Regions from separate parts of the Mus musculus genome. Here all the other regions are linked to region 2. Evidence: chromatin loops called from intact Hi-C (ENCODE). Cell type or tissue: heart. All regions are shown on one strand. Each heading gives the region's core, and the rest is flanking DNA. Links, peaks and the distances in the headings are about the cores only.

What was found. A loop is a pair of places that touch in the nucleus more often than their neighbours do. Peaks named below come from ENCODE experiments on the same cell type or tissue, not always from the same donor. Only the 100,000 strongest peaks of a DNase experiment are listed, where the experiment ranks them.
Region 1: it touches region 2 in a loop (5-fold over the local background); 3 of 42 quality-filtered maps call a loop at or near these places.
Region 3: it touches region 2 in a loop (6-fold over the local background); 14 of 42 quality-filtered maps call a loop at or near these places.
Region 4: a loop joins it to region 2, with 10 times the contacts of the local background. A loop is called at or near these places in 13 of 42 quality-filtered maps.

Annotation. Positions count from the first base shown.
Region 1 is chr11:73,195,709-73,203,131 of GRCm38, forward strand. Ctns (cystinosis, nephropathic) reads right to left here and starts at 3,311. Exons shown (of 11, transcript NM_031251.4): 1 at 3,210-3,311; 2 at 930-1,009. The coding sequence starts at 990. It overlaps Shpk (sedoheptulokinase), which reads left to right and starts at 3,774. Exons shown (of 7, transcript NM_029031.3): 1 at 3,774-3,972. The coding sequence starts at 3,811. In heart, for the core only: no CTCF peak of the experiment used is centred there; DNase peaks (open chromatin) are centred at 3,383 and 3,653; H3K4me3 peaks cover 1,918 bases; H3K27ac peaks cover 1,478 bases.
Region 2 is chr11:73,134,029-73,141,451 of GRCm38, forward strand. Itgae (integrin alpha E, epithelial-associated) reads left to right here. Exons shown (of 31, transcript NM_008399.3): 26 at 1-70; 27 at 4,427-4,483; 28 at 4,739-4,834; 29 at 6,639-6,734. Haspin (histone H3 associated protein kinase) reads right to left here and starts at 4,266. Exons shown (of 1, transcript NM_010353.2): 1 at 1,456-4,266. The coding sequence starts at 4,233. The coding sequence ends at 1,969. In heart, for the core only: CTCF peaks have their summits at 3,669 and 4,362 (motif pointing right); DNase peaks (open chromatin) are centred at 3,764 and 4,273; H3K4me3 peaks cover 3,157 bases; H3K27ac peaks cover 1,069 bases.
Region 3 is chr11:74,368,126-74,375,548 of GRCm38, forward strand. No RefSeq gene overlaps it. Among named protein-coding and RNA genes, the nearest start is that of Olfr412, 7.2 kb to the left of the region's middle. In heart, for the core only: a CTCF peak has its summit at 3,768; no DNase peak of the experiment used is centred there; H3K27me3 peaks cover 1,204 bases.
Region 4 is chr11:73,278,045-73,285,467 of GRCm38, forward strand. It overlaps Trpv3 (transient receptor potential cation channel, subfamily V, member 3), which reads left to right. Exons shown (of 18, transcript NM_145099.3): 5 at 872-1,026; 6 at 1,718-1,894; 7 at 3,630-3,770; 8 at 5,549-5,829. Among named protein-coding and RNA genes, the nearest start is that of Trpv3, 14 kb to the left of the region's middle. In heart, for the core only: a CTCF peak has its summit at 3,651; DNase peaks (open chromatin) are centred at 3,747 and 5,607; H3K4me3 peaks cover 854 bases; H3K27ac peaks cover 384 bases.

The DNA of each region.
Region 1 (7,423 bases), core at 876-5,875, 61 kb after region 2:
GCTTCAGGGAACGTGTGTAGGATTTCTAGGGTATGCCCTAGATTTGCTGGAAATTGTTAATGAGGGGATTTAAGGTACGTTTGCTTTGGAGTAACAACCTATCTGATGATTAAAATGGGTCTGGGCACTGTGAATACTAAACACAGCTATTTACAGAAGGAGAGATGTCTTGGGTATTGCAAGGATGTCTGGGATGACAACAGCATGTGAAGGGATCCGCTGACAAGGCTGTGTAAGCTCCACTAGTGTGCTTTCTGGGTGGCTTGGGATGCTGTAACCAGTTCCAATCTCCTCTAAGGAAAAAGTATTTTCTCTTACAATGTGGGGCCAGGTAGACTTTTCTTGTGTCTGTATCTGTGAGAACTAGGTACAAGGCCTCCCTAGTGTCTCCCAGGGCCCATCACCCTTTCTGCAAGGTCCAGAGGGCAGAAGCACAGGCTATTCTTTACAGATACTATCTCAGCTTGGTGAGACTCGGAGAGCCAGTCATACAGGCTGACTAAGGAACCAACTGTTACCTGTGCTGATACCAAGAGAGCAAGAGGGACCCAAGGTTAAAATGCCAACTATGACTGGGATCATCTGGCTCTTTGTACAATGTCCCTACACCAGAACTGGATCTGGCTACCTCTCTTGAGTGGCAGGCCAACCATCAGTTGCTGGACAGTACCAAACCTTTGGTGACAAAGAGGTTACTCTTTACAAATAATCCTTGAAGTTTGGTTCTTGAAAAAAAAATTATCACACTATATAAATAGTATGAGAAGAAAATTACATCCCTAACAAAATTAAAACCCATCACAATATGCCTAGATATGAAAAGTTGAGACAATATACTATTAATACAATAGAGGCATTAAATAAATTAAAAAAGTTACTCTTTGCACTATTTCATTTTTACAAAGCTGAGAAGGCAGTCTTAAACTTACCATACTTCTCTATGAACATCAAGAGAAAAAGGGTCAAAATAAGCAGCCAATTCCTCCTCATGGTCTCTGACTTCTCAGAACTAGGAGGAAGAAAGAGCAAGAGAGAGGCATGTTAAGGTTAGATTAGCTCAGCTCTTGATGGACAACATGCTCCCTGACCCATGACAGGGAGACAGTTCATAAAGGGTTTCTCCTCCACACCTCTGACCTCACAGGCATCACAACCTCTGAGAAGGAGACCCGGAGAGGACCTATCTATGTTTCATGTAATGGGCAAAGCCACTCGGAGCAGCTGCGTGGGTTGTGTAAAGTCCTACTCCGAGGATGTGAACACAGCCTGCACTTTTCCCTCAGCTGCTTTCTGTAGCCAGTTAACAGGAAAACCAACCAACCAACCAACCAACCAACCAACACTGGCAGTGTTCTCTTAAAACAAAAACAAAAACAAAAACAAAAAACACCTTAGGCTAGAGAGATGTCTCAGAGGTTCAGAGCACTGGCTGTTCTTCCAGAGGTCCTGAGTTCAATTTCCAGCACCTACATGATGGCTCACAACCATCTGTAATGAGATCTGATGTCCTCTTTTGGCCTGCAGGCATACATGTAGGCAGAATGCTATATAATAAACAAACAAATGAATATCACTTCTTGGAAGATATGGACTGCTTCCAAGTGAAACTCAAACACTCTGTCAGCAAAATGTTCCCCAGTGCTAAAGGCTAAGGCATCTCTGAAGGAGAAACCTAGAACCGATGGCGCCTACTATGCTAAAAAGATCAGTTGGTCAAACACACAACTAGGCTTGTAAAAAGTTACAAGACAAAGTTACAAGACTTGCCATGCCCATCTTCTGGTGTGTGTGTGTGTGTGTGTGTTTACCATCTTCTACACCTCAATCAGATGGCACACTTTTAAGAGCCTCTACTATCCCCCACAAGAGATCTCCTGTGGCAGCTTCCCTTAGTCAGGTGTCTGAGGTAGTCCTGCTCTTGGTCCATAACCTGGAGCTTCCTCTGTGGGAAAACTGTTAATTAAGGTGGAGGTCCACCATGACTGCATAGCCCATGGGTTCGGCATAAGTGGAACTTCTCATCCTCTGACCTTGTCTGGGGAATTCGAAGCCCCAACACAGGCCTCTACCTGATGACTGTCACATAGCCTTAGCAAGATTCCTTCCTAAGGATCAATTCCCTTCCTTTTCATAAGAACCTGTTCGGTGAGCACCTGAGATTCCCGAAATGCTTCCCCATGCTAATGGGGCATTTCAGTACCTCAAGCCCTCAGCCAATGACCTTTGACTATCCTGGATGTTCCTACCTTCAGTCCCCCAAACTTTATAAGCTCGTCTTGGAGTGGTCATTCACCATACCCACTCACAGGGCTTCCAAAACCATGCCCACCACTCTTTGTCTCTGCTCCCACTGCCCCCTGTCCCCCGTGGACCTAATTGGCCATAATCCATGAGAGTGGGGAGACCCACATTCCTCAAGGGATAGTACAGATTGGACAAGGAATATGTTCCCTGGAGATGAACTATCTAGGTCCCAGGTTTCCCATTTACTTGTATGATTCTGGAATACTTATTAACCTATGTTTCTTAATGGGGAAACAGGGACAGTGGTAGTTACACCACAGGATTATAGTGAGATGAAATACAAGGCATACATTCTCAAAGGGGCTAAAATAGGCTCTGGAGGTCTGAAAAAATAGCTGTAATAATTGCTTATCTCTCTCCCAAACGTCATAATAAAAAAAAATAGAGCTTACCAGCTGTATTAAAAGTTTGAGGTGGATTGGTAAGATAACAAAAAGTTGAGAAACAATGAGGTAATGTTATTACTATTACCACCCAGGGCTCCCAGCAAGCTCTCACAGAGCATAGATTGTTATTTTCCTCAATATTATTGAAAAAGGCAAGATCCAGGTACCCTCTCATTCTCTGGGAGAATCAACACGAGCTCCTGGAATGGTCCTAGCAGAATTTACCCCCAACCCCAAGTTACCTACCTGCACATTCCTAAGCCAGATTCAGGCGGCGCCACATACTGAATAGTGCCACCAACACCAGCTGTCAGTCGGTGTCCGTGCTTTTGCTCACCAACACCCTGGCCCTAAAACCTAGAGATGTGCGGGCCTGGGTTGGGGCCAGAAGCTAGAAACCCAGGCGCTGCCCCTCTGGTAGCGTAGGTTGCCCCTCTGAGGTGCGGGGCTAATGTCTGTTGGGGTGGGTGGTGTCATACCAGAAAAGGGGGTAGCTGTCCCGGTCGCGATGGTTCTCACCTGACAGCTTCCCAGGCTTGGTGGACAGACCTCACCAAAAGCAACAATCTCGCACCAGAAACCGCTTAGGAGTGTAAGGACTCTCTGAGCTCCGCCGACTTTGTGTGAAAGAGGGGCCAGCTGTCACCTGACCTGAACCACCTGACTTGAAGCCGCGAGCCCTGTGCAAGGAGCTCTGGAAGTTGTAGTTTTCACGAATACAGGAGGATAACGCTTGGTAGGGGTGAGGGAAGGGTGGAAGGGCGGAAGAGCATAGGCACCTTGGCAGGGACAGGGGCTCGGATGTGAGGGGCGATCTAGTCTCTTGTAGGGGAAGCAGGGTTCTCGAAGTCTCTGTTGTCTCCTTGAAGCCCTGTGCTCCCTGGTGAAGACCCTGGGACCCCAGGCACTGTCCCGGAACCTCTGACCAATAGATCCCGCCTTCTGTCGTCTCTCCACCTATCACCGGAGGCCGCTGTGGGGAGCGCGTGGTGTTTGCTTTCCTCGACCAATAGAAGTGGTTAAAAGATTGACAAGGAAGCTCCGCCCCCTTACTGCCCTCCAGAGTGAAGTGTTCCCCGGCGTGCGGTTCAAGCCACCGAGCTGTGCTGTCACCACTGCCATGGCTTCGCGACCTGTCACTCTCGGTATCGACTTGGGCACCACGTCCGTGAAGGCCGCCCTATTGGAGGCTGCACCCAGCCTCCCATCCGGGTTCGTGGTGCTGGCGAGCTGCGCCCGGGCTGCGAGGGCAGAGACTGAGAGCGCGGTGGCCGGGCCCCAGGTGAGGCAGAGCCCTGGAGCTGCCGCCCCGGGACGACCCTGGGGGCATCTCGGGCAACACCTTCCCGCGAAGAAGTACCCGTGATTGCCCAGTCTGTCGGACCTCCAAGGCCTGCTGCCCTTTCCTCTAGGGCTTCAAAGCCTGCTGCAGCTCAAGCTAAGCCGTTAGATTTTGCCCAGGGAGCTTTCCCACCTGCTGGCACCGATCTTCCCGCTCTCCGGCTTTTCTGGGGCCCCTGACCATGGCGCTGGATCCCTCTACTATCCGCCCATCACTTTTTGTACTTTGCGCCGAGAGGACTTGCTTTCAAAGTGATAACCACAGGCCTGACTATCACGCTCGCCACTCATGACCCTGTGCCCTCTAGTTCAGGCATCATTTCCGACCCCACCCCCTAGGCAGGTTGTGCTCTGGAAATGAGACGTAGCGTTAGGCTTACCTCATGCCTTTGAAGTTCAAGTAAACTGATAATTTCACTTGGTTACTCAAAGAATTCCAGCCCCTGCTGAGCATCTCTGGAGGAAAGTTGTCAGAGCAGGTGGGGAGACACTGAGATAAGCTGATGAACATTTTAGAAAAGAATCAGACTGATGATTATACGCTGCAACCACTGGCTTTTGAAAACTAGAAGATAGAAAAGTACATCTCCAGGGGTCCACAGGATGGCTCAGCAGTAATAGCAATTGCTGAGTGAGCCTGGTCACCTGAATTCTACCTTCAGAACCTACCATGGAAGGAAAGAACTGACTTTTGAAAAGCTGCCCCCTGACTGCCACATGTGCCCCATGACGGGCACACATGTTTGTGTGCACACACACATACATGTATACACATATATACACACACTATATAAATATATACACATACATATTCACACATATATACACACACATATATACTATGTATGTTCACACACATACAGTATATATACACACACACATACATTCATATATATACATATACATACACACACACACACACACACATATATATATATACACACACACACACACTACACACACACACACACACACATATATATATATATATATATATACACACACACACACACACTACACACACACACACACACACACACACACACACACAAACATACCTTTAAAACAAATGCAATGAATTAAAGACAGTGGACTCTGTTGGAAGATGATGTAAGTAGGATCAGAATGGCCTCAGATTCCATTCCTATTTGTTTCCTGAAAGGGTCAGTTTATAGTCAGTGAATTCACAGATATGAATGTCAAGGTGAGAGTGTAACCTCTCACTTTTTTCTTGGCCTCAACTTGTTCTCTGATCTGAACTAGGTGGCCACTAAGGCTTCCTCCAGCCAGAAACTTGGACTGAGTGCAGTACCTCACATTTGAGCTTCATGTCTCAAATGCTCTTGCCAAGGGTCTGTATTCGGTTCTTTGGGGGTTCAGAGTCCAATTTGTGGGATCACTTCTAATTTTCCCAGAGGCCTTCACATTTAATTTGGTTGGGGCCTCAGGGCATCTTAGAATGACTATTTGACTTCATGAATTACGACATGGAGAAGTTGGCTCTGATCCTGGGGAAGTGAGGAGCTGGGCCAAGGATTATAGTACAGTGGGTTCAGGCATTGCCCTTTTCTTGTGAAATTGATCTCTCTCCACCCCCACCCCCTGCCTCTCTCTGTTAGGAGATAGGGTCTTGCTGGCCTCAAACTTGGATCTTCCTCACTTAGCTGAGATTACATTTGTGTTCCACCCCATGCAGCCAGAATACAAGGTTTTGGAGGGAGACAGACTCTCTTGGTTGCTCGTCTCTGGCTCAGGCTCCTCAGCTGTAGGGTGCAGGGGTGGGTGGCTTTGAGTGAATTGCTGAGCACTCTTTTCAAGTCTGAAGTTCTAAGGGCTTGATCTGGGTATGGACCTACTGATGTTTTCAACTAAGAAAGAGCAGCAACAATGGTTTTCCTGTTACAGTATGGGTGTGCCCATTGTCCCAGGGCTGTCCCTGCTCCAGCTCAACCCTAAAATGAACTGCTGAACACAACCTCCTTGTCCTGACTTCCAGCTGGCTCATTTTCCTCCTCCGTGCTCTCCACCCTCACAACTCACTCACCCTGGACTCGTTTTAAACAGAGGCCCCTCTGTCCTGAGATGATGCGCCATCTGATGGCTGTTTGGGGACTTTTAAACTACCACTGTCCAACAGAAATGCAAATCACACATGTGAGCCACACATGTAATTTTCAGCTTTCGAGTAGCTATTTTAAAAGAAGTAAAAAGAATGGGCAAAATTAATTTAATTTAAAAGTTATTTATTTATTTATTTATTTATTTATTTAGAGACAGAGACCCACTACGTAGAACTGGCTGGCTAAGAACTTGCTATGTAACAGAGCTCTACCTGCCTCTGCCTTCTGAGTGCTGGGATAAAATTAATTTTCATTATGTACTTTTATTTAATGTATACAAAATATCTTTTTAACATTCAACAGTAGAGATGTGCTAATGAGATATTATGCATTATTCATATTAACTCTGAACTAGCTAGTGTGTGTGCACTTAGGTGCTCATGTGTATGTGTATGCATGCAGAGGCCAGAGGCCAACCTTGCACTGCATTCAGGTTTTATCCATGACTGCCTCACCTCTTTTAAAGTATCTCTTGTTGGCCTGGAGCTTGACAAATAGGTTGGTTGTTGCTCCAGAGCCCCAGGGATCTGCCTGTTTCTGCCTCCCCAGTGCTAGCTAGCGTTACAAGCACACAGCGCAGCACCAGACTTCTTAAAACGTGGGTTCCAGGGATCAGACTCAGGTCCTTATGCTTGTAAGGCAAGCACGTGACCTCCATCCCCTCCGCCCTCAGATGTAACTTACATATATGAAACATTTCAGCGCAGACTAGACATGTATGGTTAATGGCTGCCACACTGGACCATGTCCTGAGCAAATGTCCCTTCTACTTACTTCTTTTCCCTTCCCCTCCAGGTCTTTCTTCCTCTATGGAGATCACACACAGGTGTGGACCTCCTCTGTGCCTCTCACTGCTGTGTACTTGGCTTCTTGTTTAGGGTCTGGGGCTGCCTGCTCAGGATATGCTCTCTACACAGTCCACTCCATCCGCAGCTCACCCTTACTTATCTTCCTTCTTTGTTCTTCCTTTGTGTTGACCTGCTAGGCTAAGAGCTATTCTGACCATGCTTCCGTCGGTTTGTTCCCTGGAGGCTGACATCCCCCCAGTATGGCACCCTTTTTGCTACGCTGAGAATGTTGATTGATACAGGGGAAATGAAAGGTCTCTCCTCACTCAAACACGTGGACTTCTCCATTTCTCTTAGTTGTGTCAAGACCAAGCTGCAAGCTGGATATCAGCTCCTTGGGAGGCCGAGGCTGGAAGGGGGATCCCTGGGACAGGAGTTCAGAGCCAGCCTGGGCAATAGGGAAAGATGGTTTGTCCCACTCCCC
Region 2 (7,423 bases), core at 1,350-6,349:
GCAAATTTGTGTCCCCATCAAATTACAAGATTTCCAGATTGTAAGAGTGAAGAATCTGACAAAGACTCAGGTATTTAAATGGGAGTCTGTGATTGCATCGCTTTCCAAAGACTACAGATTCTCAAAGATATAAAAACGAGGCCTGGTGGCACAGGCTTGCATACACAAGGACATTCCTAAGTTCAAGCCTGCAGCTATGGAGTGAGTAACCCGAGATCTATAATGGTAATTTTAAGAGGCGTTTCTGCCCAACTCCACCCTGTATAGCTCCCAAGAAAGAAACAGAAACCTTATTAACAAGCTATAAACCTAAACCGGGCAGGTTCTGAGCTATTTTAACCTACATCCCCAGCACAGCCCCGTTACCTGCCACCTGAGTCTTGCTCTGTTTGCTCTGCTCCACGTGTTTCCTCAGGGTGATTTTTCTCTTGGCCACATGCTCATGGTCCATCCTGCCTCATAATGACCTCCATCTTCCCCTCCTTTGTCCTTGACATCATCCCTACTTGAGACCCTCTCCTCAATCTTAAGTCCTGCCTTCCTCTCTTTCCTGCCCAGTCACAGGCTTGAGCCTTTTATTATCCAATCAGAGATTATTGGGGATCATTCTTTACAGCACATTGGTCAATGCAATGCCCCATGGCCAGACTGCAATTGGATCTTGGAGCACAGAACTCAGCATCTGAATACACAATGCATAAGACCAACCCCAACAGAGATCTTCTCATATACTAAAGAGGGCTAGGGATGCAGCTCAGTAGAAGGCTAGCCTGCACAAGGCCCTGGATCAAAACTTAGTACAAAACAAAACAAAACAAACAAAAAATACAACAAGGGCTGAAAAATAACTCAGTAAAGCACTGACCTTACAAGCACAAAGCCTAGAGTTTGAGTTTCAGAATCCATATAAAGTGCTGGCTGTGGTGGTACGGGCTTGGAATTTCATTGCTAGGGGAGGAAGGATCCTAGAAACCTAGTTTAACTGGTAAATTCCAGGACAACCAATGACTCTGTCTCAGTGGTGGATGGCATTCCTGAGGATGACACCGAAGGTGTCCTCTGATCTCTTCTTGTCTCCCTGCCCACCAACCTGTACCAGCACACAAACCAATGTGCATTTAATTTTAAAAACAAAAGCCAGCCAGGCAATGGTGACTCACCCCTTTAATCCCAGCACACAGGAGGCAGAGGCAGGTGGATCTCTGTGAATTCAGAGGCCAGCCTGGTCTACAGAGTGAGTTCTTGGAGAGCCAGAGCTATACAGAGACTCTGTCTCAAAAAACCAACCAACCAACCAAAAAAACAAAACAAAAACCAAGATAAGCTTTAGAAGAAAAAACAAGGCTAATTATGGGAAAATATTAGGAGAAACAGTCGGAAGGAAATTAGACATTAAGATTTTAAAGCAGAATCGTAATTCCCTTTCTTTGATGAAAATAAGCCAAATCTCAAACATGAGAGCCACAGAGACATTTATTTTCCTGTTGAAATTCTATAAATTCTGCTCCTGTGATTGGGGAGTGAACCGGATAAACATTTTCCATACTTTCTCTTGGTTTTGACTCTCTAGTCTCTTGCTCTCTGCTCTGCATCTTGACAACAGCATCAAGAGCAGTAAGGACCACAGCTGAGGCTTGGTTTTGCTCATCCTACACCAAGTATCAAGGCTCAAAAACCAGCAACATCAGACTTGTAGACTCTGCTGACAGGACGAGGACTTAAAGATGTGTCCACTTGTCCTCTGTCTAGTTTATTTTTTTTTTTAAAAAAGAGGAACATTTGTTAAAAGCAAGTTTAATCATGTCAACAAATGTTTTGGTTACCTTTTGAAAAACACAGTTCTCTTTTAAGAAGCTGACAGGAACTCTTAAGGATGTGCTTTCACCTCCATCTGGCTCTAGTGGCAGAGATTAGTACCAGAGGCCTAAAAGTGTACTTAAAGAGGCTCTGAAAGTCTAAGTTCCTGGCTTACCTAAATAGACTGTGTTGGCAGAGCAGGTCCGTGGCAGAGCTGAAACTCAGTACAGTCCTGTGGAAATGTTGCAGGTTTTTCCTTATTTGCTTCATGGCTGCGCTCTGGCATTTAGTCTTAAATTTCATCTTATTCAGAATCTTGTCTGTGAGGTAATGCAGCCACAGCACATTATTGTAAGGGTGATACTCACCCCAGCAGTTTTTGTTCTCCTTCCTCATGAGCCTGTAGATCTCAAACTGGTAGTCACCCTCACCTGTAAATAGGTCCTCTTCAGCGGAGATATCACAGAAAACCACAATCCCATCCCGCTCCAAGCGGGACAGGGTGTAGTCAATGATGTTGACCTGTAGCCCATGGGTGGGAATGGTGCTCGTTTTCCCATTGAGGGTGTAGCGGAGTTCTTTGAGGTTGGTTTTCTTTAAGAGCACATTTCCCCAGTGTAAGTCCCGGTGCTCAAAGTGCAGGGATGCTTCTGCCACAGCCAGAGATGCAGTGATCTGGTGGAGAATGCTCTTTGCAGTCGCCACAGAGGACAGCTTGGTTTTCATTCGCTCCAAGTCAACCCCACCAAACTCAAATTCCAGGATAATAAAGAGCTGGTCTTCCTGGAAAAAGTCAGGCCGGTCATTGGCAGATCTTTTGGTTGTGTTATAGTGATCCCAGGCTTTCAGCAGCAAGGGAGGGTAAAGCCCTTGAACACAGTGTACTGAGTTCAGCCCAATAAAGCCTTCTGTGCGGTTGTAGGCCTCACTAGACAAGAGACTCAGCTCTTTGGAGATAATGATCTCCGGCAGGATTTCCTCAAAGGTTTTCTGGTGGGACCCATTGACTAAATCTAACCCTTCAATAGCAATGATTTTTAGGGCTACAGGTGCTTGGTCGTTAATTATCTGAAACACTTCTCCAAACACTCCTTCCCCAATCTTCTCACACCGTTCCAGTTTTTCCGTGGAAAGGCAATCACTAAAGGGGATGGGCCCTTCCTGATTACACTCCCCATAAACCTTTTCAGCATAAGATGGCCTTTGGTCTGTGACATGCAGGGTCTTTAAGGGACTTAGCAAATACACAGAAGAGCATCGAGAAGAAACAGTAAGGTGTGCTCTGTTCTTGATAGGAGGGGTCGAACATTCAGACAGGAGGGACCTGGAGGAAGAACTGGCAACAGAACTGCATACCTCTATCACACTGGTTATAATTTTCTTCTTGTGGAAACCGAAGGAGGCTCTGGTTTTGGTCCAAGAATCCCTCTGGCTAGTATTCAAGTTCCATAAGGAGACTGACGCTTTCCTTTTCTTCTTAGATTGGTGGTAGTGGCGGGGAGGGGTTCCCGTTGCTTCTTGCTGTTTCCTCTTCCGGAGTGGCCCAGTTCTCTTAGGCCTGCTGATTTCCCCTGGTACACGAAGGTCTTTGCAAGCACTGGACTCCTCATAGTCTCTCTGGTCGACTCCTTGGGACACAACCTTTTTACACGCGGCCTTTCTCTTTCCCGGGCTTGTCAGATCAGGGTCCGTTAGTCTGTTTCCCATCTGCTGTCTTCTTTCACAACACGATTCCTTCACATTCTCCCCATCTGTCCCAAACTTGTTCTCTTCTGTGGCCCCTGAGTTCACAAGGCTAAAGAGAGATGACCTGAAGCTGGCTTCGGCTCGGAGGGCCCTCCCGGTGTACCTGTCACCGGTTGCTGCCACCTGGGGGCAGGGCACAGACGGTTCACTTAGGGAGGCTGCCGGCAAGTGGAAGCTCCCGGGGACTGCAGAGTCAGCATACAAAGGGTCGGGGGCTCCGGGCGAGGCCGGAGAGCTGAAGAGGGAGGCACTGGTGCCCAGCTCGTTGCTGTCCCTGGACTGGATGCACACACTGTGGTCCGACCCGAGGCAGCCCGGGCTGCAGTTGGGGAAAGGTGGCGGTCGCAGCCGGCTGCACGGGGTGCTGCACTTCTGCGGGAGCCGAGGTCGCAGCCTTTGGACTCTTGGAGTGTTTGTCAGGGTCCGCTGGTTCCGGGAGCCGCTGCCCCGAGGACGCCTCCGCCGCTGGCCCACGAGGCTGCCGGGGAAGTCGGGGTCGTCCGGGTCGTCGGAAGCGACAGCCGGCGACTCGTTACTGTCGCTGAGGCTGCTGCTGAAGGCGCGCTTCAGGTTCGGCGGCTGGAACCATTGCTCAGCCAGCCCGCCAGGCTGCCGCTGCGACCCCCGGACGCCCCTCGCCGCGTACGTTCGAAAGAGCCGGGTACCCGACCGCGGGTGAGCCTGTGCCATAGCGAGCGCCCGCCCGGCGTTTCAAACAGAAACACCGCGAGACTGCGGCGAGCGCGCGAGCGCCCGTCGGCCCGCTGGGTCCTAGCGCCGGCCCTCGGCTGCGCAGCCTGCCTGACCTCCCGGAAGCCGGCAGGGGGCAGATGCCTAGCGGGACTTGGAGCTCAGGGTGGCTCAGCAAAGGCTCTCTTTTCAGGACCACACTGAGTGCACCCAGAGTCAAGAGCCTGCGTGTGGAAGCGATCCTGTGCAGGTGAGCGAAGTCGTCTCAAGAGCCCGAGAGAGGGATGTGGAGAGCCTCTTGAGAGGGTGACTGCTTCTGCAGTGTTCTTTCTGAGACTTTCAGCCTCTCTGGTCCTGTTTGCCAGGATAACTGACACTTGGCTTGGGCGAAGGGGACTTGCTCAAATGTCTGCTCTGGGACCTTGGATGCCCTATCTTAGATATTCAGATTTTCAATCCTAAAACACGAAAAGGGAGTAAGCAGACTCACCTTTTGCTTTTGCAGCATGTAAAAGAATGGCATTCAGTGGTCTGTGCTATCACATCTAATAAAGAAAATGTAACCGTGGCCGCAGAGATCTCCGTGGGCCACACTAAGCAGGTACTTGAGACTGAGAGACTGCAGATTGGGTCGTCCAATCCTAGAGGACCTATCCTCTAAGAAAGGATAATAGCATCTGAAAGGTGCCGTTCAAAATAGATCATTTGATTGGCCTGTCTCAAACAGCTCTTAGCAAGTTACTTAGTAGGGATTTTAATCTTTTTCCATACTAAGACATGTTGGAATGACCTGTGATTACCTCTTTGTTTCATCCCCAAGTGTATCCCAGCAGCAAACCCTGCCATCCCACCTTCAGAATACATATGAAATCACTTCTCTCTGTCTCTATTGATGTGGCTGTAATTTAGGTCACCGTCTCTGGCCTGTTGCATAACCTTGGACATGCCCTCTTTGTCTTGGCTTCCCCCCTAACCAGTACAAATAGTTCTTCAAGAGCTGGAGGGCCAGGCGTGGTGGCACACACCTTTAATCCCAGCACTCAGGAGGCAGAGGCAGGCGGATTTCTGAGTTCAAGGCCAGCCTGGTCTTCAAAGTGAGTTCCAGGATAGCCAGGGCTATTACAGAGAAACCCTGTCTCGAAAAAAACCAAAAAAAAAAAAAAAAAAAAGAGCTGGAGAGGTGGCTCAGCAGTTCAGAGCATGCGCTCTTACAGAGGATATGTTGCTTCGGCTCCTAGCACTCAAGTTGGGCAGCTCACAACTACTTGGGACTCCAGCTGTTGGAGGATCTAACTTCCTCTCTTGGTCTCCATGCATATGTGCACATACATGCACACTTATTTTTTCTAAATTGTATACAAGAAGTACGCTGTAGCTATCTTCAGACACACCAGAAGAAGGCATCGGATCCCATTACAGATGGTTGTGAGCCACCATGTGGTTGCTGGGAATTGAACTCAGGACCACTGGAAGTGCAGTCAGTGTTCTTATTTGCTGAGACCTCTCTCCAGCCGCGCGCCCCCCCCCTCCCCGTGCACAATATTTTTTAAAACACGAAATAATTCATTTAGCATTAGGATCCTCCTTTAAAACTTTGGACCAAAGCCGGACATGGTGGCGCATGTCTTTAATCCCAGCACTCGAGAGGCAGAGGCAGGCGGATTTCTGAGTTCGAGGCCAGCCTGGTCTACAAAGTGAGTGCCAGGACAGCCAGGGCTATACAGAGAAACCCTGTCTCGAAAAAAAAAAAAAAAAAAAAAAAAAAACTTTGGACCAGAAACTCCAAATGAACAGAAGCAGTGGACTTTAGAGTTGGATACATTTAGCTTAAAACCCATACTTCTTTCTTGGTGTGCAAAGAATTACATGATCTGGTCTGTATTTAATCCTTCACCCTTTCTCTCCTGTCTCTTTCTTATGTGTTGTTTCTATTTTTTAACTTGCTAATGTTATTGTAGCCAGTGGGCCTTTGTAATGTAGTTACTTCGTATAACATTACTCAAATGTTATTTTCTCTAGAGAGGCCTTACTATGAGGTGGGAACAAATGGTCAAGTTTACCATTGTGTGGAGAGTCCGATGAGAGCAGTGTGGTCTCCTGACCTAGGAGTGGGGCTGAAGGAGAAGGGGTGTGTGAGGCAGGATGTTTTAGGGCTGTCTGGAACTGACTGTGGATGGAGGTTGTGGCATGAGGTCATGTGTAATTGAAGTTGGGGGATGGGGGAGTGGCTACAGACTTGTTGCTTGGATAGCTGGGTGGGTGCTGCAATCACTTATGAAGGCTAAGGGAATATTGGAGAAGGGGTTATTAGAAGGGAAAGATGGTTGGAACTCTCTAGAAACCGTGAGCTCAAGTCTAAGCCATGTTTCATGTTCCCCCACACCCCAACTTTCCCCACCTTATAGTTACTAAGAGATGTATCTGAACTGCCGATCCTTGGTGAAATATCTTTCAACAAATCTCTCTATGAGGGGCTGAATGCAGAGAACCACAGGACGAAGGTAATGCCTGCCTGTTTTCTGATTAGTGTTCTGGGAAAGCCATTGCCACTTCTGACCTTGTCTGCACTACCAACCGCCCTTGTGACCCTGAGCTTCTGCCTCAGTTTCTCTTTTGTGAAATAGGAACCAACAATGGTGTGTACTTAGTTTAAAAATCTATTGATTTTGAAAATAACTTAGAAAAGGGTTAAACTGGGCAGTGGTGGCACAGGCCTTTAATTCCAGCACTTAGGAGGCAGAGGCAGGCAGATTTCTGTGTTCGAGGCCAGCCTGGTCTACAGAGTGAGTTTCAGGATGGCCAGGGCTACACAGAGAAACACTGTCTCGAAAAAAACAAAGAAACCAAAAAAAAAAAAAAAAACAAAAAAAAACAAAAAAGAGTTAAAAATGTTTCCTACTGGAGAAGTTACCTTTGAGTACACAAACTGTCTTCCTAGTATGCAATATTAGTGTCTGTTACAGTGTTGAGCAGAAGAGTGTTCAGTGCCTAATTCTTTTATAGGACTTAGACCAAGCATTAGAAGTGTTGGAGTTCATTTTTCAAAAATGTAAACAAAGCCAAACTGATGCCTATGGTGTGGGCTAAATGTTCTCACGCATGTCACCCTGCGTGTTCATTCTTTTTCTTTTTAAATTTTATTTTATATGTATTTTGTCTGCCCATATATCTGTGCACCACATGTGTGCCT
Region 3 (7,423 bases), core at 1,056-6,055, 1.2 Mb after region 2:
ACAGACCCAAAGCATTTTCACAGTGAAATGCATCACAGGAACACAGGGTGGAAGAGGAGATTCCACTCTCTTCTTCCTAACTGCAGACACGGTTTGCTCAGCTGCCCCATTCTGGATTATACTCCTTTTTATGCCATGAGCCAAAGTAAACCAGTCCTTCATTTAAGGAGAGAAAGAAAAAGGAAAAAAATGGTCTGAAAACAAATTACAAAGTGGCAGTAGCAAATATTCACCTGTGAATAATTAATTACCTTAAATATAAGCAGATAGGGTTGTCCAATCAAAACATGTATAGTAACTGGAAGGATTGGGAGTTGGGGATTCAACCATGCACTGACTACAAGAAACTCACTTTATTGCAAAGGATGCATTGAGATTGAGAGTAAATGGGTAAATGAGCAAAGAAATACTCAAATATGTATGTATTTTTTTCCAAGCAACTAGAAACTGGAAGAGTAGCTATGTTTACATCAGACAAGTAGGTCAAACAAAAAGTCAAACACTATAAAAAGAGACAATAAAGGCCTCTTAAATGATAAAGAGATGACTTTACTAAAAGACATACAGCTGTAAATATCTGTGCACATATCAGAGATCTAAATGCATAAATCAATTGTTAAATGACTTGAAGGAGAGAGATTGTAACCATCAGAGTCCCTGAACACCCCACTCTTAGCAATTAGAAAACATCAGAAGATGAACCCTGGCCTTCCTGTTAGCCACTTTGCTTGTCTCAATGACAAAACAGAATACCTGACAGAAAAAAAAAAACTCCAAGGAGGGAGGATCTATTTTGACAGTTTTGGGGCTCTTAGACCACCATGGCAGGGGAGGCAGGCAGCTGGGGCAGCTCCAACCAAGACAGTGAGAGCACAGGGTGTTCACATCAGGACACAGTGAGAGCCCAGGTTAGCCCAAGGAGGACACCTTCTTCAAGGCCTGTCCTAGCCATACTGCAGTCCCACTCTTTGGGGGACTTTCCATTACTTTCCAAAATGGCATCATGAGCTACTGGCCAGATATTCAAACATACGCCTGTGAGGACCATTTTACATTCAAACCACACAGATTGACATTTCACTTTAGGCTAAATGGATCTAGATCTATCCAAAGCTGTCTATCCATGGACAGCAGAATGTATATTGCTCTAGAGCTTGGTTCCCGTTTGTGTGAACTCACCCTGGCTAACTCGGTCTCTTTTGTTCTTCTAAAAGGAAACACCTGAGATTGAGCACTTTATTTTAAAGAAAAAAGAAGAGAAGAGGAGAGGAGAGGAGAGGAGAGGAGAGGAGAGGAGAGGAGAGGAGAGGAGAGGAGAGGAGAGGAGAGGAGAGAAGAGAAGAGAAGAGAAAAGTGCAAGGCTGAAGAGATGTGGGTCAGTGGTTAAGACTATTTGATATTTTTCCCAAGGACCAGAGTTTGGTTACTAACACTCACAGTGAGCTGCCTATAACCATCCATAGACCCAGGAGATCCTGTGCCCTCTTCTGGCTTCCATTGGCACCTGTGCACACATGGTGTACATTCACACACACACACACCCACACACACACACACACACATTTAAAAATGAAAATAAATCTTTTTAAATACAGAAGTCATTTCTCACAGTCTGGAAGCTGGAAAATCAAAGACATTGTAGGGGCCAGTCCCTCAGAGTCAGTACAAAACACACCCAGACACCAAGTTCCCTGCACCAAGGAGATTTATTTCCTAGGAAGGATGGGGGTGAGGGTGCTAACTCTACATGGTACAAACGAAGTAAGCAGGTGTGTCTACAGGAGTGATGTTTAAGAAGAAAGGGGGAAGTCTGAGCAAGGATGAGTTAGTAAGTCCTCATTGGCCAGGTTAGCCATTATAGCCAAGTAATGAATTTTGATTGGTGGACCTGGGTGTTTAGTTTCAGGAATGACTTTGGAGTCTAGCTTTGGGAATCTGATTAGCAAGGGAGAGAAAGGAGAGAAGGTAAAACCTGCCAGCTCCCATTCTTGCCATGCTCCTGCCTGTTGAAGACCCACTCAATGCCAATTACTGAACTGGGTTTCCTTGCTTCCAAGATTCTGCCTTACGCATCTGTGCTGGCTGGTTTTGTTTATCAACTTGACACAAGCTGGAGTTATCACAGAGAAAGGAGTTTCAGGTGAGCAAATGCCTCCATGAGATCCAGCTGTAAGGCATTTTCTCAATTAGTGATCAAGGGTGGGGGGCCTCCTTTGATGATGAACAGCAATGTGGAAAGTGTAAACTGAATAAACCCTTTCCTCCCCAACTTGCTTCTTGGTCGTGATGTTTTGTGCAGGAATAGAAACCCCAACTAAGACAGCATCCTCCAAAGGGAAGAAATGCTGTGACCACATACTGCAGATGTGTGAACAGGAGAGCTCTCTGCTACATAAAGATTCTTTTATATGGGTCTTAAGCTCATTCACAAGAATTCTTGTTACCTGATCCCCTTAGAGGCCCACCTCTTACCACTACACGTTGGCCATTACGTTTAAACACACAACTAGAGGGGAAATACTCAGACCTATCATCAACCCAACAGGGAGGTATTAGGATGTTCTAGGTGAGGTTAATTACACATTATACATTACAGATCACACGTTATTACACATTATGAACTACACATTATAGCCCCACCTTGTTTAGTCACCAGATGTGGGGTATCCTGGGAAAGGAGTGGTCTTTGGGAAAAAAAGGGCTCTGAAACCAAGGCAAACCCTTAAGGAAAGGACCCCCAGCGGCTGTCCACTGACCATTCTTGCCGCAGCTGCACAGGGAGTCCAATGTGTTGGACTGTTGCTACTGTTGTTCTCTTGGGGTGCGGGAATTAATTTGGTTTTGAACAGAGTCTCACTATGTATGCCAGGCTGATTTCAAAGTCATGATCCTCCTGCTTCCGCCTCCCGCGTGCTGAAAGTACAGGTGTGCACCACCACAAGTAGCTAGAAAGTCCTGAAGTGAAAACTGTCTTTAAAGGGCATCTCCATTTCCCTGTGGATATGTGTGGGTAAAACTGTCATTAAAACTCTGGGTATACAAAAAACTAATACATCAACTTATCAGTGGCAACCAAGTCTCCTAGAAGATTGTCCACAAATTATGTGTATTATCGTTTCTAATAATGCACATAACATCTAAACATCCATAGATGTTTCTAATGTGCCTGTCTTGCTTTACTTTGTTTTTTCCTTTCTTTCTATGGGTATGGGTAATTTGACGGCACATATGTGCACCACCCAAGTAGAGGCCAGAGGAAGGTGTGAGGTTCAACCTGGAAAAAGCAATCATTGTTATTAACCTCCATAGACCATCTCTTCATCCCAAAATATGCTTGATTTTATTGGATCTAAATCTTGGATACCGGGAGCCTAAGAGGATCTGTCTCAGGCTGGGAGATCTGAATGGACTTCAGTCACCAGCTCTCTTCCTCCCCACCGAGCGCTGTACCCTGGGTCAGGGCACAAAGAGCCCTACTAGGGTCATTTTCCACAGGAGGCGATGTGCTGAGTCCCTCAAACCGACTCCAAGATGAGCTGTTTTCTTGGAACCCTCTGGCTCTCACCCAAATAGCCTTAGTCTCCGCAGTGCCCCCCAAAGTTTCAGAGCGTGGAGGACCTCGGATCATCAGAGGAACAGACCAAAGAGATAAACACACCCTGAAGGACAGCCTAGCGCAGAAGCAGTGGACAGAAAAACCGGGAGCTCGCTGACCAGACTGGAGTTCGCATCCTCCAGTTCTACAGTCTTCGTGCTCCATCTAGCGGCGGCTTCTGGAATCGCGTGCGTTTTAAATAAAATTCCGCGGCTGTAATCCAAGATTCCAGAAGGAAGTGCATAAAGGCTGCAGATCCTCTTCTGCTCGACCCTACCCCACCTCACCCTACCCCCCAGTCTCTGACTCTCCCTAAAATTAAGTCATTCTTCCCCACAATGACCAGCTGGTGCCGGCTCCCAGCAATCTGCATTCTCATTCGCAAAAGCATTTGATACAAGGATGTAAAATGAAATCCAAGATGATTAATTCTAGGATTACGTTGGGGAAATAATATATAAACACGACGACCTATCAGTCCTTAGACCACCAAAGTCATTTGATGAAACAGCACTCACTAGTGATTGGAAAAACAAAAATCTCTGTAGTCGAGGAATTAAAATAATAAAAGCTTTAAAAAACAATCAGCACCCCTCCACTGCACCAACTCCTGCCTCCAGGTTTCTGCCTTGGTTGAGTTCCTGTCTCGGCTTCCTTCAGTGATGAACTACCGTGTGAAAGTGTAAGCTAAATAAACCCTTCCTCCCCAACTTGATTTTGGTCATAGCATAGAAACATAGGTCGTTGTGTTTCTTCATAGCAATAGCAGCCCTAAGACATCTTTATCCCCAAGATGTTATAATCCCAAAAAGTAGCCACATTTACTATTAGAAACATTAAAATGATTGTGCAAACTGTCTTTCTATGGGCGATTATGACAATGGGAGAAAGATGTCCCTCCAGATTCATTTGCATGTCCATTATAATTATGGTTATTATTTATTTGAAACTTGCAGAATTGTAAAATGACTCCGAGAGAATCCGAATCAGAGAACCCAGGAAGGTGTGTCCAAGACAATGCAGTTTTCATTGAAGAACAAATTATTCTCCTTCTCATGTCACTTGAATAAAATATCCTTCCATCCCTCAAGGCATTGTTAGCTGATTTTTCTATTTCCTGTAGCTGGACATAGTCTTCACAGATTCAACAGATAGTTTTGAATACACAAGAGTTTTCTTCTAATTTTCATAGAGAATAGAAAGAGCCAGGTGTCCACAACAGGCAGAGGGAGTATTTCCAACATAAAGACTAAACTAACAGCCCCCTTACTTACAAATTACACACAGGCACACACCCACCACCACCACCACCAGGAAGGAAGGAAGGAAGAAAGAAAGAAAGAAAGAAAGAAAGAAAGAAAGAAAGAAAGAAAGAAAGAAAGAAAGAAAGAGGGAGGGAGGGAGGGAGGGAGGGAGGAAGGAAGGAAGGAAGGAAGGAAGGAAGAAAGAAAGAAAGAAAGAAAGAAAGAAAGAAAGAAAGAAAGAAAGAAAGAAAGGAAGAAAGAGATTTATGACAACAGGAAATGGAGATGCGTAGGAAAAGAAATGCCTGAACATAGAAAAAAAATGTTCAGACACATTCATGAGTTTTATAAAATGTAAATTAAAACTGTGATAAAAATACTTCTCAGGCAAAGACTGGCAAGTTTATTGAAGGTGGGATAAATAAGGTATTTTCATACCCTGTGAAGAGATGTATTCATATAGCCACCTGGAAGGACAGTTCGGCAAAAGAAAGCAGTCGAAATACATATACATTTTATCACAATACTACTACTTCCAGGCATTGATCCGACAGGTGTGCTTGCCTACATATGCAAAACCATTTACAGAGAAATAGTATTTCAGAGGCACTACTTGTAGTCACAAAGGGTTGAGAGGGAAATAGTTAAATAGCCACATATGCATCTATGAAATGGAACATCATCCAATTATTTCAAATAATGAGGCACAGCTATAATCACTCCCGGCATCAGGAAGCTGAGGTAGGAGGATTGCCACGAGTTCTAAGCCAGCTTAGGCCACACAGCGAGTTCCAGGACAGTCTGGGCTACTCTGCAGAATCCTGCCTTAACTAAGTTGGAAAATGAACAAAACAGCCAGGTTTCAAGTCAGCAAGAAGGCTGTGGTTGGGCAATGGTAGCGTGTTTGTTGTCCTGGCTAGTTTTACATCGACTTGACACAAGCTAGAGTCATTTAAAAAGGAGGAAAACCTCAGTTGAGAAAAATGCCTCCATAAGACCCAGCTGCAGAGCATTGTCTTAATTAGTGGTTGCTGGCAGGGTTGGGGGGGGGGGGGGCAGCCCATTGTGGATGGGGCCATCCCTGAGCTGGTGATCCTAGGTACTGTATGAAAGCAGGCCGAGCAAGCCAGGAAGAGCAAACCAGTAAGCAGCATCCCTCCATGGCCTCTACACCAGCTCCTGCCTCCAGGCTCCTGCCCTGTTAGAGTTCCTGTCCTGACTTTGATGATGAACAACAGTATGAAAGTGTAAACCAAATGAACCTTTCTTCCCCAATTTGCATTTTGGTCATGGTATTTCATCACAGTAGAAACCCAAACTGGTATTTTACAATTTCAATATTATTTCAACAGCTTTAGTGATGTTTCTACCCGCTAAACATCCAGATATGTTTTTAGGTTATCAATATAATTCAGGTTCCCACTAACACTCTATAATTAAGAAGCAAAAATCTACAAACTCCAATTAGAAATGTGTTCACAATGGCTCTTTAGCTGCCCCCTCATCCATTGGGTGATTTGTGGCTACTCTGTGTCCTAACCACTGGCTGGGAACGATTGATGCAGTGAGAGATGCTCACCCACTGTTGTTGGGCCAACCAAACTCAGTCTGATGAGACTTAGTCTAGAACCAAGTACTGTCTGCGCTGTTCTCTTAAAGATAAGAACTGTGGACTATGAGTTAACAAAAACAGTGTGAGTGTGTGTGTGTGTATGTGTGAGTGTGTGTGTGAGTGTGTGGGTGTGGGTGTGAGTGTGTGGGTGAGTGGGTGGGGGTGGGTGGGGGTGTGAGTGGGGGGGGGTGAGTGGGTGTGAGTGGGTGAGTGTGTGTGTGAGTGTGTGTGTGTGAGTGTGTGTGTGAGTGTTTGTGTGTGTGAGTGTGGGGGTGGGGGTGGGGGTGTGAGTGTGTGTGGGGGTGGGGGGAGTGTGAGTGGGTGTGAATGGGTGAGTGTGTGTATGAGTGTGTGTGTGTGTGTGTGAGAGAGAGAGAGAGAGAGTGTGTGTGTGAGTGTGTGTGTGTGACTGTGTGGGTGGGTGTGTGGGTGGGTTTGTGAGTGTGTGTGGGTGTGGGTGTGTGAGTATCTGTGTATGTGTGTGTGTATGTGTGGTGTGGTTGCATGTGTGCATGCGCACATGCATGTATGTGCTCAGATGCATTCACCAATGCCTGTATATGAAGTTCATCTTTCTCTATTGGTCTCCCCCTTCTTGAGATGGGGTCTCTCACTAGACCTTGGTACGGCACTTTGGCCATGCTGGTTGCAGTCCTCTCTGTCCCCTGGTGTTACCCTTGGCTATTTATGATGGTGCTGAGGATCCTAACTCGAGTACTCATATTTTAACAGCAATCATTTTACCCACTGAGCCAGCTCCCCAGTCAAAAAGGCTTCTTCAGAGAGACGTTAAGAAGCTGGTCTACCAGCCTAGACCCCATTACAAGAGAAAACCCCCATAGCAACTTGAAGGGTGATGGTTTAATATAAAGAATTATTAACTATAAACTTTAAAGACTGTCAGAACTGGCAACACAGCCGCTATCCCTAGAGTGGAAGAGATTTCCCTGGAAGAGCTGTCCCACCCAAGGA
Region 4 (7,423 bases), core at 1,495-6,494, 140 kb after region 2:
CTTATCTCACTAATCACAGAAGGGGTGGGGCATCACAGGGTGGACTGCACAGGAAAGAAAAAGAAGCCATCATCTCTGGAGAGTTGGGACAAACACCTGGAGTCCCAGGCCATGGTTGTGGCATGTGACATTTTGTAGAGCAGAGTGAAAGATCAGAAAATTATAAAATGATTTCTGTTCATTATAAAACATTCAAACAATACACAAAGAATAAGGACTTCAGCATAAACTACACAATTGTGTACATTTAAAATCCATTTACAAAAAAAAATTTATTTACACAGAACATTTTTGCAAGAACACATACAAGTGAAAGGAGACACATCTGCATTATAGTAATAATGGAGTGTGGGGGCAGGAGGCATAGATGGAAATGTTCAGATATGGAGATGAAAGGGAACATTCTCTTCCCTTAGTTCCATATTTCAAAGTAATGGCTACAATAGACATACATCCTTTTTTTGTTTTGTTTTGTTTTTTTTTTGTTTTGTTTTTCAAGACAGGGTTTCTCTATATAGCCCTGGCTGTCCTGGAACTCACTTTGTAGACCAGGCTGGCCTCAAATTCAGAAATCCTCCTGCCTCTGCCTCCCAAGTGCTGGGATTAAAGGCGTGCGCCACCACGCCCGGCTAGACAAATCCTTTTTGATCATCCCCATGTGTATGCAGGTGTATTCTGATCAAAGTGATTACATATGGATTGGAAGAGGAGCTTGACCAAACACAGAACACAAACATGGGCATCGGCAAAGATGTAGGAGGCATAGGAGTTGGAGCAGTGGCCCGGAAACTAGTAGCTCTGGTGGTGGAGAGGAAGAGAGTAGGAGTGGGAGGCGAATGCAGGATGAATTCACAATGCCTTCTGGTCTTAGCGCAAACCTGGCCAAGGAAGAACAGAGGCAGAAGAAGAAGCGACTGAAGAAGCGCATCTTCGCGGCTGTGTCCGAGGGCTGCGTGGAGGAGCTGCGGGAACTCCTACAGGATCTGCAGGACCTCTGCAGGAGGCGCCGCGGCCTGGATGTGCCTGGTCAGTGCCCGACCCTGGCATAAAGTGCAGGCCCCAGGGACCATGGTTGGGTTGGCTTGAACCCTGCTCCATCTCTTGTGGGGCTGGAGCATGAGGCACCTTGGATATTGGGATAGCAATCTTGTGCTTGACTTAGAGGACCACGGGGAGTCATGGATGGGTTTAGGCAGTAAGAGGGCGTGGTCTGGCTACTGTGTGGAGTAAATCTGGAGAGGGTTGTTGTTCTAAAGTGTTGGGACTCTGAAGCAGGCCTGGGGACTGGGGGAGGGGGGTGTTCCTCGGGCATTGACGGGAATTAAAGGCTTTGGGAGTCCATAGCTGTTGGGGGATCAAGGGGAGAAGAAGGTTGACGGGGAGGTGCCGAGATGCACTTTTAGACCACGAGGAGGGATATGATGGGGCACCAACATGGGCAGCTCGGCTTCAGGTGACATTGTCTTTCTGCCAGATGGTAGCGAGCCTTGAATAGCAAGCCAGGAAGGGAGCTGGAGGAGGACTGGGGAGAGGAAAAAAAGAGGATCTGGTAGCACAGGGTTGGGAGCCCCCAGTGCAGGGTAGCGGGCATGCTTCCAAGGTGTGAGGCTGCAGCTTCCACTGTTCCGTCCGTCCTTCCTGCCCCGCCTTTATCCTTGACTGTCTGCAGACTTCCGTCTGTCCTTCCTCCCCCGCCTTTATCCTTGACTGTCTGTAGACTTCCTCATGCACAAGCTGACAGCCTCAGACACCGGGAAGACCTGCCTGATGAAGGCTTTGCTCAACATCAATCCCAACACCAAAGAGATCGTGCGGATTCTGCTTGCCTTCGCTGAGGAGAACGACATCCTGGACAGGTTCATCAACGCTGAGTACACGGAAGAGGCCTATGAAGGTACCTGAAGGCAGAGGCAACCTAAGGGCAAGGGGAAGAGGTTGGGATTTCCCAAGGTGGGTGTGGCTACAGATACAGCCCATCTTGCCTCACAGAGGCACTTTGGCTATGGAGAAGTCAAATATGTAGCAGGCACCCATCTTAGCCTTTCTTTTCCCTGTAAATAATGCTGAGCGTGGGTGAACAAGTCAGGAAACCTTGATGCTTGTAAAAAGACGACTTTATATGGAATGTGCCAGGAACAGAAGTAAAGATGATGTAATGTGACAGAAAGTGACTGGGGTGAGCAACTGTACAGTGGTGGGCTTGACCAAAGCTTACCTGATGGGAAGGATTCAGAGCAGGGTCAGGGTCAGAGCCCCAAGATGGGCCAGGGCTTGTTGGATTTGACACTAGGAAGATGGCACGGCCTGGGGGTGTTATTCAATTGAGGAGAGCTTCCCTAGCATGTGCAAGACACTGTTAGATTCTCAAGAACCACAAAGCAAAGAAGCGAACAAAGAAGGAAGCAGAAGCCTGGAGATGAGGCTGGAGAGCTGGGTAGGGGGCCAGCAAAGCCAGCAGTCAGCCCTGCAGTCATGAATGATAGAAGCGGTCCCATTTCAGTCTGGTTTTGTGGAGCCAGGGAATATAATTTAATACCTTGTTTCCCTGACCAGGAAACACACTATGAACTGTTAACGGGCTATGCCCTGAGTCTCTGGAGTCAGTACACAGCTTGTCACAGTTACTAGGAGTGATTAGCTCATGATCAGCTGTCTTGCTGACATGCCAGGAGGTGTAAACACCTCAACTTTTCTGGGTGGGGGAGGGGCTCAGATAGGGGTCTTTAACCCTCCTCATGGGTAAAGCAATCTTGATTTATTATTTGAACTCTACATACTTTCACAAGGGAAAGTCATGGCACTATGGAGGAGGGGCGGGAACCCCGGGGAGGAATTGCTGTGATTGATGGCTGAACGAAAAGAGTGAAAGTGAGCCACATCCTGTTCTCAGTCTGTCACTTGAGAGCAGACACCAGTCCTGCGGAGGTTCAGACAAGTGTCTGAGGCTTACTTGTCCTGCCTCCCCCCACCCCTTCTGTGCTTTTCTTTCTTTTTGTTTATAGTTCAGGATCCTATGGCACAAGATCCCTTCAATTTTGGGGTGGCGGTCCTGGGAAGTGCTTGGACCATGGAGCTATATCCCCACCTCTTCTTAAAAACATTTGAGCTACAGTCTCACTAAGTTATTCAGGTTGGCCTTGAACTCACTTCACAGCCCAGATAGTCTTGATCTTCCTGCCCCTGTCTGCTGAATAACTGGGCCAATAGACCTGCCTAGTGAAATCCTTTTGAGGGCAAGTTTGGAGTTTGTTGCTCATGGTCGATTTCCCCCATGGAGAGGTTGAACACATTTTTGATAGAGTTAATGTACTAACCTTATTTGTCCCTGTAGTAAGGCTTTTCTGTCCTGGCCACACATCCTCCTTTTCAGCCTTCCCTAGCCTCTTTACCAAGCCCTTGCTGTTGCTTTTGCAGCAGGTCATGGGTACCCCTGCTCTGGTTTTCTCTGTTGCGGGGTGCAGCTCATTCCTGCTTTCCCAGAATTCAACTGGTATCAACAGGGTATCCCCATACATGGTATCTACACCCTTAGTATTTTCAGTCAGCTACTGCCACCTGGAGTCAAGGGGACTCCAAGATCAGCTTTAGGTTGTCCTAGGTCCTTGAGCACCCATGCCGGCTATTTACAGGGCAGACAGCGCTGAACATCGCCATCGAGCGGCGCCAGGGAGACATCACAGCAGTGCTTATAGCAGCGGGTGCTGACGTCAATGCTCACGCCAAGGGGGTCTTCTTCAACCCCAAATACCAGCATGAAGGCTTCTATTTTGGTAGGTGATGCCGCAGGAGCGGAAGATGGGGGAGAGAGGAGGAGGAGGGGCTTTCTGTCCTGTGCTCTGCTGCGACCAGCCCTACCACACAGGGGTGCTACAACACAGAGTCTCCTCCGTGCGCGCATGTGCATTACGACTGGGTTGGTGCTGAGTCAGGTGGAGGAGCCTGCCTGACAGTACTACCTGGTAGCAGTAGGGCTCACACCTGCAGAGAGAATAAAGACGTGTGTGTGTGTGTGTGTGTGTGTGTGTGTGTGTGTGTGTGTGTGTGACATCTGGACAGACTGGCAGAGTGAAGGGGGAGAATCCCTGACAGCGCAGCAATCCAAACCCAGTTTTGTTGTGTGTGTTAGAAAGATGTCCTTACAGGGGGAGCTTCTGTGTAAGCCTGAGGTTCCAGAACCTCCAGAACTTTGTGGTCAAACAAAAGGACAGACTCTGTAATGTCCTTCCTTCAAACCTGGTTTATTTACTGTTTCATTTCTCTCTCTCTCTCTCTCTCTCTCTCTCTCTCTCTCTGTGTGTGTGTGTGTGTGTGTGCGCGTGTGCATGTATGTGTGTATGTGTTCATGTACATGTATGTGTGTATGTTTTGGTGGGAGGTTAGAATTGGCACAAACATCTTTCCCCCTCTTCTGACAATGTTTACATTGCCTTTACAAATTCTTTGGGTTAAAAAAAAATGTGTACTTTAGGTATAGTGAAATCCACCCATTTTAGTGTACAGTTTTGTTACTTTTATGCCACCACCATCCCAGTCAGGATGGGTGGTTGGAAGCCCCACTGGGCCTGACTGTCACTGCTCTGTGTCTCTCTGTCTCTCTTGTGTATGTACGGTTTATACGTGAGGTGTATGTGAATGTGGGCACAGAGGACAGAGGGGACACTGGTGTTCCCTGCATTACTTTTCATCCTTTTCCCTTGAGTCAAAATGTGGTGGAACTAGGTGGGTGGCCAGTAAGCCCCAGAGACTTTGTCTCTGCACCTGTGCCAACCATGCCCAGCTCTCTACATGGGTGCTGGGGATTTGAACCCAGCTCCTCATGCTTGCACAGCAAGCAGTCTTACCCACTGAGCCATCTTCCCCACCTTTGGGTTTTTAGTCAGCAGGACCAGATGAGTCTGGGAATCTTTGAGGACAGCTTCTTGCTCGGTCAGTCATGTGTCCTCATTGCCCAGCCTAGGACCTAATTAAAGCCAGAGTTGGGAAACATTTGCTGGGTGGAATAAAGAGAGGGCACAGGTGGGAGTAAAAAGAGGGAGAAGAACCCAGAGTTTTGTCTGGGTGGGTGGAAGGGTTTATAAATCTAAATAGGGCATTGAGAGTGAGTCACCAAGAAGGTGGGATCTGAGCGAAGACTGGGAATGGTCAGCGCGGAGCAGCTGCAGGAAGCATAGCAGTGTATGCAAAGGCCCAGAGCTTAGAGAATGTCTCTTGTTGGAGTAAGGAGGCCATTGTGACAGGAGAGGTGTGAGCATGGGTGAGAGGATGAGAGAGAGGGCTTTGTGCAGGGTGCTGGGTAAGTGGGGGACCTAGAGGAGATGTTCTGCTCCTCTGCTGAGCAGAGTGTTGGAAAGTCAGTGGGGAGCAGGGAGCACAGGTGGCTATGGTGTAAACCCACTTCAGTCTTCACTGAGCAAAGGGGAGGTGGTCAGGGAGCCTCAGGGGTCAGTGCCGCTGTGATGGCCAGCATCTGGGCCTCTGGGACTGCGGCCTGGAGGATATTGCTTTTGGCCTATGAGAGGACTGAGCTCAGTCACTCCCCTCCCCCCAGGCGAGACACCCCTGGCTTTGGCAGCGTGTACTAACCAGCCTGAGATTGTGCAGCTGCTGATGGAGAATGAGCAGACAGACATCACTTCCCAGGATTCCCGGGGAAACAACATCCTGCACGCGCTGGTGACAGTGGCTGAGGACTTCAAGACTCAGAATGACTTCGTTAAGCGCATGTATGACATGATCCTGCTGAGGAGTGGCAACTGGGAGCTGGAGACCATGCGCAACAACGATGGGCTCACACCACTGCAGCTGGCTGCCAAGATGGGCAAGGCTGAGGTGGGGCCCCGCAGCAGATGTGGGGGCTGGGGAAACGTGGTGCACTTCTGAGGAGCCCACAGGGCTCCAGCCTCAACTCTGGGAAGGCTGCAGCTTAGGTCTGGAAGTGCAGTGGTGGCTCAGTGAAATCCAGCACGTGGGCCACCCCAAGACATCAATCCTGCACCCCTGAGTTCATGCTCTCTTCCTGGGACTTCCTAGGTGGGGCCAGACTGGGAAATCCCTGAGGCCAAGGTGATGCAATATCTCAGGTGCTTTGTGGTTGAGCATTCCTGAGTGGTGACACTCAACCACAGGCTGTGTGTTTGTCCTTCAGGCTTGCTTCTTGGGGGGAGGGCTGGGGAGGGGGCAGTGGTTCCAGAATGGCTACTCTGGGTCCACAGCCAATGGGCTTCTCCCTGGCAAATAGGAGGATCTTAGTCTGTTGGTCAGGCTTCTTCTCCAGCACAGTGTGGCTATATGGGCCCCTTTGCCTGTGTGATGTGGTCAAAGAACTCCAGGCTGATCTGAGCACCTTGGGAAGACCTAGGCTGGGACAGGCTGATGTGTTTCTCTGTGGCTGGAGCTGTGGTCTGGCTGATATAAGATTTCTTCTCAGGAAATGGATCTTGGGAGGGGAGTGTGGCTTCTGGGAGACTGTGGAAGAACACTGGATAGTTAGCATCTATTGAGCAATTCCAGCTGTGTATCCTTGTACCTCTCCTAGTCAGCTGCCCTGAGGTCAGGCCAGGCCTGGAGCCCACAAGGGACCTTTTTATTCCCTTGTAGAGGGTGGGGGTGGAGAGGGATGAAGAACAGCTTTAACAAAGGGAGAATTGTATGTCTGACCCCCCTCTCCTGCCACCCAGGGTCATAGCTTGTAGGGGTTCTGAGAAAAGTCAGAGGGTATTTGTGGGTCTAGTTTCTTCCATGAGCCTTTTCCTGCATGTCATTCTCTCCTCCTTGCCATCCCAGCCCAGGCAAGATTCGCTTTACAGGAGGCATGGCCCTGGGACCCCTTATGCCCTAGGGAAAAGTACTCTCGTCAAGGTTGGTCTAAGGAAGGTACCCACCCAGGGAGGTTCCTGAGTCCTCTCCTTTATTCAGTGTCTTGTAGAAAACTTTCCTGGATGTCACCCAAGGTGGCTGCCATACTGGGAGTAGAGAACTCAGCCATGACCAAGCAACAGGTCTGCCCTTGGGGCTCTTACTCACTGGGATGCAGGATCTGTAAGCCTGGACTGTGGTGGGAGACACAGTGGGGCTGTGTGAGAGTCACACACTGATGCTGTCCTCCCAACAGATCTCTCCTGTTGGGTTTTGGGTCCATGCTCCTGGATGCTGTATCCCAGTCTCGGGTGATTGATGAGTTAGCTTTCAGGAAGTGGAAAGATAGAGGGCAGTGGCTCTCCTGTACAGGGGACTCTTACAGAGAGCTTCATGAAACACTTCCCACGTTTTTCCCTGCATCTGGAGATTTAGTAGTTGGTTGTGTATTTTGAAACCTTCCCCAGGGACCCTAACATACAGCAGAGTTTGAGGTCCACTGACTTACAAGAGTGGGCTTCATGGTTCTCTTTGCAAAGGCTGGTGCCTGATGTCACAGCTTGTTCAG